2 separate regions of the Homo sapiens genome follow, and region 1 is linked to region 2. Evidence: chromatin loops called from intact Hi-C (ENCODE). Cell type or tissue: Caco-2. All regions are shown on one strand. Links, peaks and the distances in the headings refer to the core of each region. The heading gives the core; the rest is flanking DNA. Region 1 overlaps GALNTL6 (polypeptide N-acetylgalactosaminyltransferase like 6). Region 2 overlaps GALNTL6 (polypeptide N-acetylgalactosaminyltransferase like 6).

The links. Hi-C counts contacts between places; a loop is a spot of excess contacts. Peaks named below come from ENCODE experiments on the same cell type or tissue, not always from the same donor. Only the 100,000 strongest peaks of a DNase experiment are listed, where the experiment ranks them.
Region 1: a loop joins it to region 2, with 3 times the contacts of the local background. A loop is called at or near these places in 3 of 110 quality-filtered maps.

The regions. Positions count from the first base shown.
Region 1 is chr4:172,813,657-172,819,049 of GRCh38, reverse strand. It overlaps GALNTL6 (polypeptide N-acetylgalactosaminyltransferase like 6), which reads right to left. Exons shown (of 13, transcript NM_001034845.3): 7 at 5,327-5,393. Among named protein-coding and RNA genes, the nearest start is that of GALNTL6-AS1, 89 kb to the right of the region's middle. In Caco-2, for the core only: no CTCF peak of the experiment used is centred there; a DNase peak (open chromatin) is centred at 3,069; H3K4me3 peaks cover 464 bases.
Region 2 is chr4:172,594,499-172,599,891 of GRCh38, reverse strand. The region is part of intron 5 of GALNTL6 (polypeptide N-acetylgalactosaminyltransferase like 6); the gene reads right to left. Among named protein-coding and RNA genes, the nearest start is that of GALNTL6-AS1, 130 kb to the left of the region's middle. In Caco-2, for the core only: no CTCF peak of the experiment used is centred there; no DNase peak of the experiment used is centred there.

The DNA.
Region 1 (5,393 bases), core at 57-5,056, 220 kb before region 2:
ACTTGAGGTCCTTGGCAATGGGTCACGGCTATTGCTATCCATGCCTAGGGACATTTGAAGGCTAGATATTGGCCCTGGATGAGGAATTACTGAATTCAAACTGATATGTCTGTGGAACATAGTGGTTTCTGAGAGAATAAAATGGATGATTGTGGCCAAGTGCGGTGGCTCATGCCTGTAATCCCAACACTTTGGGAGGCTAAGGCGGGCAGATCATGAGGTCAGGAGTTCAAGACCAGCCTGACCAACATGGCAAAACCCTGTCTCTACTAAAAATCCAAAAATTAGCCAGGCATGGTGGCGTGCTCCTGTAATCTCAGCTACTCAGGAGGCTGAGGCAGGAGAATCACTTGAACCCAGGAGGCAGAGGTTGCAGTGAGCCGAGATTGTCCCACTGCACTCCAACCTGGGTGACAGAGTGAGACTTTGTCTCCAAAAAAAAGGATGATTTTAGCCTGTGAATTTCCCCGCTGCTGTATATATGTATTTATTTTAAGCATTTTGGAAATTGATGTATACCATAGATGGAAAATAGAGAATGTCAGTTCTCACTAATAAGTCTAGGCAAGAATTCCATTGATGGTGATTAAAACTCTTAGTTCTAGAAGTCTTTAAGGAATTGTGAAGCTCTATCTGAGGAAGACTGGCAGTGCAAAAATAATTTCTCCACAATCACAAAGACAGAATAGAGGTGGATTCTGAAAAATATAATCAACTTGCAAAATTGAATAAACTGCTGAATCGATTATTTCTATTTAGCAAAAGGAAGCATGATAGCTAGGAACCTGCATAAATTCTCTAGAAATTAACTTGATTTTTATAGTTGACAGAGTCATGTATTAGGGCCTGGGTACCTGATATACTGGATGGACTATTTCATGCTGCCCTTGGAGACAAGTTGGAGAAACGTTGGCAGCAGTGAAGTGAATTTACATGTATTGAACCATTACATCAACGAGTGTGAACTTTTACAAGATTCTAGTAGACCTGGAAAACATGGTGATAGAACTGAAAATATGTAGCCTGGAAAAGAAAAATGTTTTGTTGTTTTCCCTCTTGGGCAGTATAGGCATGGCAACTATTCTCAAATATTTCTAATAGCTCTGTCATTAAAGACCAATTAGATATTCCTCGTATCTCAAGTAGGACAATTTGGGATCAGGAAGGCAGAATTTTCTTCATACAAGGGAAAACATTTCTGTCAATAAGTCTAACAGAAACGACTATCTTTTGAGGTAGGAAATTTACTTTAAAGATGAGTTACTGCAGAGGTTGGATGCCTGTCTTGGACATTGTTTAGTGGTTGCTCACATTGAAGGGAATTTGGACAAGATAATTTCTTAGGGCCCACTCTAAACTTTTAGAAAGCAAATGAACATCTTTCTCTTTGTCATCATGGCTGAAGGAGCATATTATGTTTTGTCACACAGAAAAGTCTTTCATTGCTAAGTGCCCTGAATTCAAGATGGACCAGTCATGAGAAAACCTTCTAAAAGCCATGAATAACAAGAATTTCCTCAAAGCATTACATCATGATAAAAGCCACCAGAAAGAGGGAACATTCTGGTTTCTTCCTTAATAATAACCCAAAATATTTCTTGTTTATTTTAATTCAACTTTTTTTTTTTGCAATAGGGTCTCACCCAGGTTGAATGCAGTGGTGTGATCATGGCTCACTGAAACCTCAACTTCTTAGGCTTAGGTGATCCTCCCACCTCAGCTTCCCAAGTAGCTGGGACTACAGGCGTGCACCACCATGCCCCACTATATATGTATATATTTTTTTCGTAGAGACAGGGTTTTGCTATGTTGCCCAGGCTCGTCTCAAACTCCTGGGCTCAAGCAATCTGCCTGCCTTGGTCTCCCAAAGTGCTGGGATTACAGGTGTGAGTGACTGTTCCTGGCCCCAAAATATTTCTTCCTTTCTTTTTTTTTTTTTTTTTGGAGACGGAGTCTGGCTGTTTCTCAGGCTGAAGTACAGTGGTGCAATCTCTGCTCACTGCAACCTCTGCCTCCCGGGTTCAAGCAATTCTCCTGCCTCAGCCTCCTAAGTAGCTTGGGACTACAGGCACCCACCACCATGCCCGGCTAATTGTTGTATTTTTAGTAAAGGCGGGGTTTCACTGTATTGAACAGGCTGGTCTTGAACTCCTGACCTCAAATGATCCACCCACTTCAGCCTCCCAAAATGCTGGGAATACAGGCGCGGCCACCGTGCCCAGCCAAAATATTTCTTAAATGTATCCAATCCAACAGGAATTATGACCACCATATAATAATTTGAATCATGAATGCTGCCTTTTCTCTTATATTCTAGTAGCAGTTTGTTGAAAAACAGGATCCCTTTGTAAATATCAGTAAATATTTTCTTAATGCTCAAAGTTATCCATGAGTTTTCCTTTTCTAGTCAGATTGTTGAAGGCCTTGATTCCTAGTTTAGAAAGTTGGTACATGATGACCACTTTGACTGTGTAGTCTATGTGAAGAAATACAGTTTATACCACATCAGGTTCATATATGCCTTATAACTGAAATTGAATATTTGAGAAATGACACTTATACCTACCCATTAGTATAACATTCTAAAATTTTCAATTGAATTCAATCCAATTAATTAATAATTAAATACTGTTAATGCCCCACTAATTTCACAGAATTTTCAGGTTGGAAAACACTGCTATAATCACTGCTATAATAGTCACTGAAAATTCAAGTAATGGCAGAATAAATTAGATAATTCAAATCTTGTCACTTAAGACATTTGATAAACTTGCTACAGAAAGATAATTTTTGCATCCTTATTGTATGAAAAATACTGGGGTTTGAGATACGTTTGCACATTCTTCTTTGTTTCCCTTCTTCCTAGCCTTTCAGCCTCCTCTCCCTGTCTTCCCACAGAAAACCATACACTTTGGCGGCAGCCTCTTGAAATGTGGAAGACTATAAGAAAGCTGTATAGATAGACTGCCTTCGTTCTGTGTACCTTAAAGCTTTACAGCTAGAGAAGCAAGTTTTAGCCTAAAGCTTGTCTGTTTATGAGCACATTCAGGTGACTGCCGTGATAATGAAATTGCCGATACGCTGCTCAGAGCTGCTTGGGTAACCATTCTTTTATTATCAGGAAGGCAAACACGGTTTATAAGATCAAAGTGGACACCTCCTGCAAGTTACATTTATTACAAGAGGCTAAAGTGTCCACATTCCTAGGAATCAATAAGACTTAAGGCAGAAAGATAGTAATATGCAATAGATGAATGCAAATTTTGACAGTTCAACAACCACCTACGTAGGGGACAGAAACAAGAGGTAACCTAGTTCTGAAAGTTACCAATTCTGCCAGCTCTGTGGTTAAGCAAGGTGCTTGATATTGTAATAGCCATAGTCAGAGTCAGCCTGACAAAAATGTTGACTGTCAGTGCAGGCACTGAGAATACTTTTATAACTGTCTCCACTGCAGATTCCTCTGACGGCATTTTGATCCTACTGTTTCAGGAAGCAGGACCCCTACTCTGCTATCACAGTGCAAATAAAGTAAAGGTCATTATAACCAGTCACTATCACGGTATTTGGAAAGCCAGCCTGGGTGAGTTCTAGCCCTTAAAATGTGTACTTTCACATCATAGCGGCCGAACTGTGGCTCTTCTGCTGTGGGCCAGCACCTAATAACAGTTCTACCACGGTTAAGGCCCTTTTGTACTCCTCTCCACACGCATGTTTTAAAAATTTTTACATTTAAAACGTTTTAAATTTATTTTCTTTTCTCATCTATATTTTAAACTGACATATAAAAGTTGTATATATTTATGATGTACAACATGATGTTTTGAAATACGTACATATTGTCGAATGGCTAAATCAAGCTAATTAACATATGCATCACCTCACAACCTTGTCACTCGTCCCACCTTAAGCCCCTCTGTCAAGACTTTCAGATGGTTGCCTTCAGAGAAGTCTGAAGAACATCTCTCAGCTAAGCTCACTTCAAATGCTTATTAGAAACACTTTGCTTAGATTACTAAAAAGATTTTCTAGTAGTTTTGAATACCCATGAAATTTTGGCCAAAGCATTTGAGGAAGTAACAAAGGTCCTTTATTATTTCTTTTCAAAAACTCTCCAGTAAGTATCACGTCAAAAGAGGCTGAACTCCAGAAGCTCTGGATATTTAATGAGAGCGCTTCATTTTACAAAAGAAACGACTTCTCTCGCGTGGTATCAGGCTAACGTCTTCTGAAATTCCCTTTGCTTCCCCAGGAGTTCATTTTTCTAAAGACTAGAAGTGTAGGAAATATTTTCCTGATCATTATGAAATGTTGATTGTAATTTAAACTGTTAGTGTCAAGGAAGTGGTTTTCGTACTCAGTAGCTTCTTTACTGCAAACTTTTATGGCCCATATTATTGATGAAAAGACGATATTTTTAATGCATTTTAAATGGACTCAGAGTGTGCAAAGCCTTGATCACAGACATTTTTCTTGTACTAAGAAAAACATATATAATAGTTTTAAAATAACAATTTTAATGATATCAAAGGGTGCAGTATAAGGAATAGATATATAGTATACCTTGGATAATCTCTGGGCTAACTGTTGGAAAAAGTTTACCATTCACTATGAAAGGTCTTGATAGTCTGTCAAACTAAACTATACATATTTTTTCTTTTTCTTTAAATGCATACTTCTTATGTCCACACTGAAAAAACAGGATGTCGTTTGGTAGAAATTAATCATTAGATCATTGCTGTACATTCTTCTCTGTACAGGATGTACTTAAATTAGGGGCAGGATTATCAAAGATAATTGACTCTGGGTATATCACTTTGATTGAATTCCCCATGTTTCAGTTGTGGGAACACCTGCTTAGGAGCACGCTTCCGTTATAGGTACACAATTTCAACAGGGTATAGAAAGTAGGCTTAAACACTGGTTCATATTTTATATCAATTTCTAATAAAAGAAAAACAAAATAGTTGTTTTCAGTAATCCTTTAGGGAAAAGTCAAAAGAACAGAAACAACTGAAAATAAGAAAGCATCTAAGAAGGGAACATGCCTTCCTTTTCTATGTATTTTCTGTTTATGCATTTTCCTGGTTCTTTCATCTGTACAGTTTCATGCTTAGCAAAGTTTAAGAAGGGGTGTTCCATGAATTCGATACAGCTTGTAATTTTCTACAGGGTGTAGGTCTGACCTTTCTGTGATGTTTTGCATATTGTTGCCGCCTGTTTTATTCCATTTTGTTAGAGATAATTGTCTTCTTGAGCCCAGGTTTAACACTGCAATGAGTTACCTGCCCTCACCCCCTCGGCCCCTCCCTTGGCTGCTACTCACTCAAAAGGGTCGCTGGGATCTGCCCTCTGGAGCTCTGGAGGGATGGGGATTCTTTTGTAGTACATTT
Region 2 (5,393 bases), core at 84-5,083:
ACTCTCATCAGCTGGCAATCTGGATGAGAGTGGGGGAATCCATTATAAGCAATGTGACTAAGTAGCATTTTCTATGACTCGTTGGTACAAAAGTCATTGAAGGTTTTCCCCTTACTTTTAATGTCAAAAAACGCAATGACTTTTGCACCAACCTACATCTTAGTGATGTCATGGCTCAGACGTAGCACACCAGCACTTCTGAGACCGGCAGAGTTAATGATCCTCCTTGGCACAATATATAACTGCCAGGTGGTAGAGTTATAGCAAATTTTACTTAAGAGAAATAATGAAAATGGTAAGAAATTTTTTCCTTTCTCAAAAAGATAAAGCCATACCTTTAAATCGTTAAGGGCATCATGTAATTGGGTTAATATTTAGATTATTAGAACCAGTGGCTGTTTGTTAATAACAACTGGCAAGTAGGGTCTCAGATTTTATTCTTAACTCAGCAATACATTAAAATATTTTTCCCAAGTTAGACCAATCAAGTCGTTTTTTTCTTTATTTTTGGCATATGAGAGTCCTTTTTAAATGCCCCCCATGATCATAGTTGTACATTTTTAACAGTTATACATAACGACAAAATGAGGTTTTCAAATATGTATTAATTACATAAAATCTATAAGCCTTTATAGAGGAGCAGGACATACTTGGTCTGATAACATATACAGAGTCACAGATTCATTGCAACTAGCATACTGGCTTTCTAGACCTGCATGCGCATTTATTTGATGTACACAGGATTAAGAAACCACATGAATAGTTTTAAAGGAATAATTTCTAGAACTTCAAACTCTATATGTACTTACTTTCTTCAGTCAATCTGCCTAGGAATGTACTGCAGCTGACAGGCTCTCCTTTCCAATTTCTCCTTCCCATACCTTTCTCCTACTTTATGAAGGAAAGACTCGTTTCCTCCATAATCTTACTATGATACATTTTCCTGGAAGAGAAGAAACTTCTGGTACAAACTGTACCAGTTTGTTCTTTCTGAACAAGAAAGAAATAAAGAACAATTTGAAATATTGATGATATAGTTGATAAAGTGAGTGGCATTAATTACTGGGTAACATTTATGCTGCAAATAATAGAATAAATGTCAAGTCTCACAAAATATTTTATAAGGATAATGGAATCAAAGTGTGAGTTCAAGGAGAAGAAATATCATAACATTTCTGACTGTTTCAAAAAGAATTTGTTTATGTGTTTGGATGATAGGTACCAAAATTGCATGATTTAAAACTTTTAAAATCCATCATGGAACTGTAGACGTAAATTTAGAAATGTTTGTAGAGCAAAGGCATGAATGAGGGGTGGGAGGGAGAGGGTTTATTTGTTAATTGCTCCTTTCTATTAGTCTTACAACTGGAAATGTCAAACTGGCACTGGGCTCTGCAACTGGTCTTCTGGATATTTATGGTTGTAATCAAGAGCCTGGCATGTACTGATACATTTCATGACATGTTTCTAATGGCAGTTATCTCGAAGGTCCTCATTATATTTTGCTGTTATGAATGAGCCACTTGGCATTTAAGAAGCAAGAAATAATTATGAGAGGTATGCAGAGGTCACTCGCCTCAAACTTCTAAAGAAAAATGACAGGTTCTCTTATTTGATTTTCCAAGAAAAAAAATCACTGCCAATATGTTTGGATCATGTATTTTAGGATTTTGCTGTGTTTTCAGATACTGCACACAGAAAAGGCAGATGGCCTATGTATAATAAAGAAGCTTTTTAAGTTGTTGTTGATCAAATTATATATTGTGCAGCCAGAGATCATTTTGTCATGCAATAAGACCAGGGAATTTGCCTTAGGTTCCTAAATACCAAAGGTGGTGATGTCGTGACAGATCCAGTTATTTGACAGTGGAAGAAAATGCCATGGATAGAGAAGATCTGAAGCAGCAGAATTCTCTCTAATATTCACAATTGAAATCTGAGCCAAATATCTTACCTTAAAAAAAAAAAAAGAAATGAAAAGGCAGAAGCATTCAAACTAGGACTCTGTCTGCCTGGGGCTTTTTCAAATTTTGTGGAGGAAGGACTCTTAGAACAATAGTGAATAAGCATATACTTTTTGTGTGATTTAATGTCCCCACACTCAAATAATCCTATTGATGTTGCCAGTATTTTCTGAATATATGCTGGGAGTCTTCAAAGTCCTCTCTAAATGCTAGAATGTATTGACAACAAATTAAACTTGGCTGAATGTAGAGATTTTCTCATTATGAAGTCTCTAAGGATATGGAATGTCAGTCACTGGTCTATTTAGATTATCAAATCCTACCTGACTAGAATTTCACTTCTTAGAAAACTCAAACTCTAGCATTTACTGTAATTGTTACATACCTCTCCCCACAGCAAAATAATGTAGACTCTTTTCTACATATGGCAAAGCAAAAATAACTATTATTTAATGACACAAAAGATGCTGAGCCTGAAGTATTTCCTAACGTATTTCTCCAGTGGTTAGTAAGAAACAAGAAAAATAACTATCTATATTAACCCAAGTGTAGAGAAAACAAAGATTTTAATTAGTGAGAGTATCATATCACAGGCTCCACTATAGTAATTTGATAGAATGCAATTTATAGAATCAAATGAAAAGTAATCATGTTATAATAAAGACAGTAGAATAGGGCGTGCAGAGAACTGAGGCAGTGTCATATCCAATTGATGTCCCCTGGGTAGCAAATCCATTAGTTTTGTGACTCCAGCTCATAAGAATGCATGCTAATGGGGCAATATTTAAGGACATTAATTACATCTGGCAATATTTGGATAGCTAATATTCTCACTTATATTGTTAAATAATAGGATTTATGTAACCAATTAATTTTTGGAGTTTTCATGCAAGGTTAAAAGAATGTAATTTTGCTATTTATACATTTCCCTCAAATTACTGTATTTTCCTTTTACAAAAGAACCATTTCAGTGTTAATATGCCTGATTTTAAAATCCTTGATTCAGTGATAAATATGTAAATGTCTCCTTGTCTAGAATTACTCAAGTGAATAAAAAATTCTACATAGTAAGTTTGAATAATGATATCCTATATATATTCATTTGCTTTTCCCAAAACTGATAGTGTGTAAGTCTATAAAATATACATGTATATATGTGTATATACAATATTGTACAAACAAGAAAGTGAAATAATACTGTCCTTAGATTAAACTATTGCAATTTTAAAATTGAAGTGTTTTATAGAGTGAAATTTAGTATAATTAAAGAGAAACAGAGTGTTTGTAAAGAGAGTGTTGTTTTCTGTTAACTACACAGGATCACAGAACCTGAGAGTCTTCAATGATTATTCATGCAGGCTCTGAATAAACATTTGAATTCAGGTGTAAACAACTCCTAGGATAGAAAAATAAATCATTCTTTTGGGTGAAACCCCTTCTTGATCTTGGTCACACTTTTTTTTTTTTCTTTTTTTTTTTTTGAGAGACAATGTCTCCCTCTGTTGCCCAGGCAGGAGCGTGGTGGTATGATCACAGCACACGGCAACCTCTGCCTCCCGGGCTCAAGCAATTCTCCCACCTCCCAAGTAGCAGGGACTACAGGCCACCACGCCTAGCTAACTTTTTGTATTTTATGTAGAGATGGGGTTTCACCATGTTGCCTAGGCTGGTCTCAAACTCCTGAGCTCAAGTGATTCATCTGTCTCAACCTCCCAAAGTGCTGGGATTACAGGCATAAGCCACCACACCTGGCCAGTCACACTCTTTAACACATTCTATTATATTTACATAACTCTTAAATAGCATCATCCAGGATTCAAGAAAATGTTAAGGAATAAATTAGTAAAAAGAAAAGTCGTATTTAAAATGTAATAGTAATTCTTTCAAAAACTGCATAACACTTATATGTTTATATATTTATATGTTTTTATATATGTATATGTTTTATATAAGTTTATATGCTTATTTTTCAAGTATAGGTCCTAAAATTATTTGATCTGCAACTGTACTTACAAAGTTGGATACTTAGATATATTTGTCCCTCTTAAGTGTTCTCCCATTTGATTTGGACAATTGTTCCAATTTGTCAGGGCTTTTTTGGATCCCAAGTTTGTCATTCAGTGTTAACTGGTCCAGGGATAAATTATTTGTAATTTTCAGAAGCATGTTATCTATTAATTCTTTTATATCCAAGATAATAATGCTGATTAGAATAAGGTGATACTCTGATGAAATTGGAAAAAAAATAGTTTGCCATTGAAATTACTCATCACCGAAGGCATTTGTGAATTTCACTTTGTTACCTTCCCCTCATTTATTCTATTAACCCTAAGATATACTTTAAATATAACAATACGTAAGATTTCTCTCATTAACAATGTTAGAATGTTTCCCTCTATTGCTCTGGATTAGAGGAATATATGGGTGGAAAGTGTTTAAGTAAAATATTTTTATTGTGATCTCTCTTAACACTAGATGGGTTCAATAGCTTCTATTCATGTGCCTGAGTATAAAGCATTATTGTGATATCAGGATATCCAGAGATTGGAGTTAGAAGAAGAAGATAAGCCTAGTTCGTAATGACTCAGGTCTCTTAAAATTCTCACTTAAAAGGTATTAAAATAGGTATTTCTAACACTATTCTATGATGTTTTAAAAGCACTCTCCTTGTAATATTTTTTTTACTCAAACCCACAAATACTCCAGTTGCAATGAACTAAATGTTTGTGCTCCCCCACAAATTCATATGTTGAAATCCTAACCTCCAATGTGATGATATTAGGAGGTAGAGCTTTTAGGAGATAATTAGATCATGGAGGTGAAACTCTCATGAATGGGATTAGTGCACTTATAAAAGAGACCCAAAAAGTTCTCTACTCCTCTTCTTCTCATGTAAGGATATAAGAAGATGGTAGTCTGCAACCTGGAAGAGGGCCCTCATCAGAACTCAACCACGGGGCCACCCTGACCTCTTATTCTTAACCTCTAAAAATGTGAGAACTACAGTTCTGTTGTTTATAAGCCATTCAGCCTATGGTACTTTGTTATAGCAGCTAGAACAGACTGAGACATCCAATAAGGATATTTCCCAAGAGGCATAATTATATAGGCATGTTTAGATTTGTACTATAAATACAATTTTTAAAAATCGGACAGTACTAAATTGGACAACATTAAAACATAATATAAAAACATGCTTTTAAAAATAAGTATGTGTTGAGATCCTTTTTCAAATTAAAATTATTCTTTAATATGTAAGAGGATATACTAAATAAAATAGGACTGTGAAAAAGGCATAAAATTGAAATGTATAATATTCTGGAACTTATGTCGAGAGTAAATGTGTTTTTTAAAAAACAAGATATAACTATGATTTAACATTTGCATTGAAAAAACTGTAGTTTTGAGCCAAAGGAAAGGAATTATAAA